Regions from separate parts of the Homo sapiens genome. Here region 1 is linked to region 2. A link is a loop called in an ENCODE intact Hi-C map of the cell type or tissue named here. Cell type or tissue: PC-9. All regions are shown on one strand. Each heading gives the region's core, and the rest is flanking DNA. Links, peaks and the distances in the headings are about the cores only. Region 1 has its middle 25 kb from the start of NAXD. Region 2 overlaps COL4A2 (collagen type IV alpha 2 chain).

Region 1 (2,803 bases), core at 48-2,547, 130 kb before region 2:
GATCTTATTATGTCACCCAGGCTGGAGTGCAGTGGTGTGATCTTGGCTCACCACAGCCTTGAACTCCAGGGCGCAGGTGATCCTCCCATTGAGCCTCCCAAGTAGCTGGGACCACAGATGGCACCCCACCACGCCTGGCTATTTTATTTTACTTGTCTTTTTTCATTTTATTTATTTATTTTTTTTGAGACAGAGTATTGCTCTTGTTGCCCAGGCTGGGGTGCAATGGCGTGATCTCGGCTCACCACAGCTTCTGCCTCCCAGGTTCAAGCGATTCTCCTGCCTCAGCCTCCCAAGTAGCTGGGATTACAGGCATGCACCACCACACCTGGCTAATTTTTGTATTTTTAGTAGAGACAGGGTTTCTCCATGTTGGTCAGGCTGGTCTTGAACTCCCGACCTCGGGTGATCCGCCTGCCTCGGCCTCCCAAGGTGCTGGGATTACAGGCGTGAGCCATGGCGCCTGACCTATTTTATTTGATTTGTAGAGATAGGGTCTCAGTATGTTGCCCAGACTGGTCTTGAACGCCTGGCCTCAGGTAATCCTTCCTCAGCCTTCCAAAGTGCTGTGATGACAGGCATGAACCGCCACCCCCAGCCAGCAAAGAAACATTTTAAAGAAAAGCACGGAGTTAACAATAACACTGTCTTGCCTTCACTTCAAAATGCCAAATGAATAAATCAAATGTAGGAGTGCTCAGAAGAGCAAGAAACATTTGCAGCTCTGCATCTGCGGAAATTAAGAGACACTCTAGGTAGCCAGCTTGGCGCCTGATGAAGTTTCTAATGTGGACCATCGTGATATGGTTGTGGGTATAGATTTAATTAGACATTTGAGAGGCAGAATCAATAGGTTGAAGGCTACTGAATTCATTTAAGCAAATATGTGACTATGCTTTACATGCACGGGGCACCTGCAAGATGCTGGAGGATAACCACATGAACACGCGCAGTTTCTGGTGTTGACCCGCTTAGATCTGGCGGGTCCAGGAAACACAACTCAGGTGCCCAGAGCCACGCATGTTAGGCCATTGGAGTCCTGAGAAAGGAGGAAGAACAGCTCTGGGGGGCCACCCAAAACCTTCATACTGGCTGGCATAGATAGAATTCTGCCACTTGACGCAGGAAGGCTGGTTCTCCTCCGGGTCTGGAGGTAAATCCAGACGGGCCCAACCTCAGCACTGCGGTCCCATTTCCCTTGCTGATTGTGATGAACGAGTGGCTTTTTATCATCACTGTAGCAACCATAGCCACCAAGCTGTGAGGGAGGGAAGCCTCCAGGAGTGGTTTCTTTGCTCTTAGAGAGAGGTGAGAGACATGGGGACCAGTGTGCACATGAAGCCTGGAACTGGAAAAGCTGCCCCGTAACCCTGAGGGCATCCGACTTGAACATGAGCCAGCATTCCAAGGAGGGCAGGGCGGGAAGGTGGAAAACCTGAGTCCTTGGCGACACTGAGTGAGCGAATTCTGGACCTGCCCTGTGGGTGACCAGCTGTCCTGGCTTGCCCAGGACTTTTCAGTGATAGCACTAAAGTCCCTCCTACCTGCCAGGCATTGTGCTGAGGAATTTACATACATCATTCTCTTTGCCTCTCACCACGACTTTTTTCTAAAACTACTGGAGATAATTATAGAATCACATGCAGTTAAAAGAAATAATACAGAAACAGCTCAAATGCTCTTCACCTAGTTTCCTCCAATGATAGCATCTTGCAAAACTACAGTACAAGATGGCAACCAGAATGGTGACATTGTTACAGGCCAAATTTACAAACTTTCTGTCAGCACAAGGATCCTTGATATTGACCTTCTGTAGCCATACTCACTTCCCTTTCACCCCAACCCTCTCCTTAACCCCTGGCAACCATGGAACTGTTTTCCATTGCTATAATTTTGTCATTTCCAGAATGTTATAGAAATGGAATCTACAGTATGTAACCTTTGGAATTGCTTTATTTTCCCTCCAGCTCAGTGTGATTCTCTGGAGGTTCATCCGGGTTGCTGCCTGTGTCAACAGTTTGATTCCCTTCTCTGCTGAGCAGTAAGTATTCCATGGTATGGATAGGCCAGAATTTGTTTAACCATTCAGTCATTGAAGAGCATCTGTGTTATCTCTAGCATTGGGCTAGTATGATTAAAGCTGATGCAAGCATGTATGTGTAGTTATCATGTGAACATGTCTTCAGTTCTCTAGGATCACGCCCAGGAGTGCAATGGCTGGTCATGTGGTGGTTGCATATTTAGTTTTTGGTTTTGTTTTTAAGAAACTGCCAAACTGTTTTTTAAAGTAGCTGCACCGTTTTACATTCCTGCCAGAAATGTATGAGAGATCCAGTTACTCAAAATCCTCATCAGCATTTGATATTGTCACTTTTAATTTTAGCGATTCTGGTTGGTAGATATGTAGTTATATCACATTGTGGTTTTAATTTGTGTCTCCCTAATGGCTAGTGATGTTGAATATTCTTTCATGTCTTTGTCATCCATATATCCTCTTTGGTGAAATATATGCTCATTTTTTTTTTTTGCCCATCATCTAATTGGATTGTGTGGTTTTTTTTAACTGTTAAATTTTGAGAGTTCTTTATATATTCTAAGCACTAGTCAGTTGCCAGCTATGTGGTTGGTAAATATTTCTCCCACTCTACAGCTTATATTTTCATTCAATAGGGTGTTTCACAGAGCAAAAAGTTTTAGTTCTGATAAAGTTCAATTTAAAAATTTTTTTATTGACTATGCTTTTGATGTAAAGTCTGTGAACTCTTTGCCTAGCCATAGATCCTGAAGATTTTCTCCTATTTGT
Region 2 (2,803 bases), core at 301-2,800:
AGCATCAGGCTCACTGCTGCTAGGAAGGTCAGTGACGAGGATGGCAGATGGAGAGCAGGGACGGTGAGCCTGGGGGCCGAGTGCTCAGACAGCACCACTGGCTCCATGCGCCTCCCTCTCAGTGCCACCGCCAAGGGGACAGGAGGCTGGGAGAGACATGCAGGCTCATTTTCATGTCCAAACACGTGAGTGGGGGATGGATTTCACCTTCTGTAAGGTGAGGGACTTGGAAAGGCCAGGCTGTCCTCATCCCGTCCCTCCCAGATGTTCTTACCTTTCCACCCCTTTGGTCCGCGGGCTCCAGGGGAGCCGGGAAGCCCAGGGAAGCCTGCTCTTCCTTTTGCTCCTTTCAGCCCAAACAGGAAGCCTAGAGAGACAACCACAGATGCAGGGCATGAGCCCCACGGACGCCTGGGGTCCCACGCAGACGCAGGGCATCAGCCCCACGGACGCCTGGGGTCCCACGCAGACGCAGGGCATCAGCCCCACGGACGCCTGGGGTCCCACGCAGACGCAGGGCATCAGCCCCACGGACGCCTGGGGTCCCACGCAGACGCACGGCATCAGCCCCACGACGCCTGGGGTCCCACGCAGATGCACGGCATCAGCCCCACGGACGCCTGGGGTCCCACGCAGACGCAGGGCATCAGCCCCACGGACGCCTGGGGTCCCACGCAGACGCAGGGCATCAGCCCCACGGACGCCTGGGGTCCCACGCAGACGCAGGGCATGAGCCCCACGGACGCCTGGGGTCCCACGCAGACGCAGGGCATCAGCCCCACGGACGCCTGGGGTCCCACGCAGACGCACGGCATCAGCCCCACGGACGCCTGGGGTCCCACGCAGACGCAGGGCATCAGCCCCACGGACGCCTGGGGTTCCACGCAGACGCAGGGCATCGGCACCATGGGTGCCCGGCATCCCACCCAGTTGTGAGGCACCAGCATCAAGGATGCCCAGGGTCCCCCCAGACACAGGGCATGGGCACCACAGAGACGCCTGGTGTCCCACCCAGCCCAGGGTGGCTTTCAGCCAAGCCTCCCCAAATGATCCATAAACCCAATTTCATAAACAAAAGCACATTTTTTCAAAAGAAAACTTAGACTATTTTGTGGCGATAGCCTTCAGGGTTGGAAAGAAATATAAGAGTCTGCAAATTTAGTTTTTCCATTAAACTATAGGGATAACAATTATTCCTTTTGAGAAACATTGAGTCCAAAGAAAAGTTTTGATTTTTTGATCATGTAACTTGGATTCCAAGACTGCTACACACTTCTGGTTCCCCCCCAAAAAACTAAAAAAAAGATGAACTCAGTTTCCCATTTTGATCTTTTTCTGATATGGGAATGGGGGCACACGTGTGCATCCCTCCAGAACACTGTTTCCTCTTTCATGCCTTACATGCACACACACGGAGTTAGGATAACTGTTATGCTAATTAAATGTTGTGGCCAATCTGGATTCAGCATGGTCAGCCATGTTGGATGACCTCGCCCACCACCTTCCCCTTGTAAACCTCTCCCCACTAGCTCCTGCAGGGCTCAATGATCCCGGCGGGGGCATCCCTGATGATGACGGTGCAAGAAACACGGTGCTCTTCACACCAGCAAAGAGCGCGCCATCGCACTGGAGAAGAAGAGTGCCATCTCGTGGCAGGAGGAGGGTGTGTGTCTGCAAGACACACAAGCTGCTGCTGGGGGCAGGCTCTGCAGGTGTGCCCTGCAGCTATCTGTCCTCCTCACTGTTAAATAATAGGGCCAGAGCTCCAATGGGCAAATGGCACTCCCCCAGCAAATTAAAAGGCATGTTGCTATACACACTACATGGAACCTGAGAGGAGCAGGGGATGAGGCCGTTACACACAGGAAGGTGAGAAAACTCCAACTTTAAAGAACCCAGCTATCTGCTTGGAAAAGAGCACGGGAGTTTGCAAGTCAGAGAACTGCCAGGTGAGGATAAATGTCTATGAGAATGAGGACATGGATACCGTCCCATGTAGTTTGCTCACTGCACGTTTACCATAGCTCATTCATTCATTCGCTCATCAAACACTTATCCCGTGCCTATGCTGTGCCAGGCTGTGTGCGAGGTGCTGTGTGTATACAACTGGAAATGAAACCGATGGACTCTCATGGAGCTTACAGCTTAGACGTGGAGACACACATTAAACACACAATGCAGGAAACACACTAATGCGGATTTTCAAATTATGGCCCGTGCTGGGGAACAGGGGAAAAGCAGCAGGGAGAGGCCCAGTGAAATGTTTTGGGGGTAGTCAGCTGAGTCCTTTCTGAGGAAGTGATGCTTCAATTAAAGCCCAAAGAATAAAAAGGAGCCCCTGAAGTGGGGAGCGGGAGGGAATGCTCCAGAGTGAGGACAGGGTTTCTAAAAGGCCCTGAAATAGGCAGAAGGCCAGCGCCCGCAGAGTGGTGAGTGAAGGGCAGATTTGCACAAAGGGAGGGGAAGAAACCGGACTTGGCTTTTACCCCGAGGGCAGTAGGAAGCCATTAAAGGGCATCAAGGAGGGAGGCTACGCGGTCTGCCATGTGAGTCTGCCGTGTGGACGACAGGCTGGAGAGGGAAGGAACAACGGGTGCCATCCTAGCAGGCTACGCGGGCGGTGGTGGTGGATAGCAAGGGCACACACAGCACTGGAGTGGAGGACCCGCCAGGATTGTGAGGGAGCCAGTACAGAATGGGTGAGGTAGGCAGAGTAGCCCAGGGCTCTGCTGGAGCTCCCGGGTTTGTGCAGGAGGGTGAGGACCAAGGGAGAGGTCTGTGGGGTGGCAGGGGGTGGGGACGG

The links. Hi-C counts contacts between places; a loop is a spot of excess contacts. Peaks named below come from ENCODE experiments on the same cell type or tissue, not always from the same donor. Only the 100,000 strongest peaks of a DNase experiment are listed, where the experiment ranks them.
Region 1: a loop joins it to region 2, with 9 times the contacts of the local background. A loop is called at or near these places in 11 of 110 quality-filtered maps.

Annotation. Positions count from the first base shown.
Region 1 is chr13:110,589,374-110,592,176 of GRCh38, reverse strand. No RefSeq gene overlaps it. Among named protein-coding and RNA genes, the nearest start is that of NAXD, 25 kb to the left of the region's middle. In PC-9, for the core only: no CTCF peak of the experiment used is centred there; a DNase peak (open chromatin) is centred at 1,406; H3K27ac peaks cover 643 bases.
Region 2 is chr13:110,454,907-110,457,709 of GRCh38, reverse strand. It overlaps COL4A2 (collagen type IV alpha 2 chain), which reads right to left. Exons shown (of 48, transcript NM_001846.4): 21 at 275-367. COL4A2-AS2 (COL4A2 antisense RNA 2) reads left to right here. Exons shown (of 5, transcript NR_171022.1): 3 at 1-27; 4 at 123-185; 5 at 354-1,313. Among named protein-coding and RNA genes, the nearest start is that of COL4A2-AS2, 7.0 kb to the left of the region's middle. RefSeq lists an enhancer at 1,615-1,664. In PC-9, for the core only: CTCF peaks have their summits at 1,437 and 1,639 (motif pointing left); a DNase peak (open chromatin) is centred at 1,619.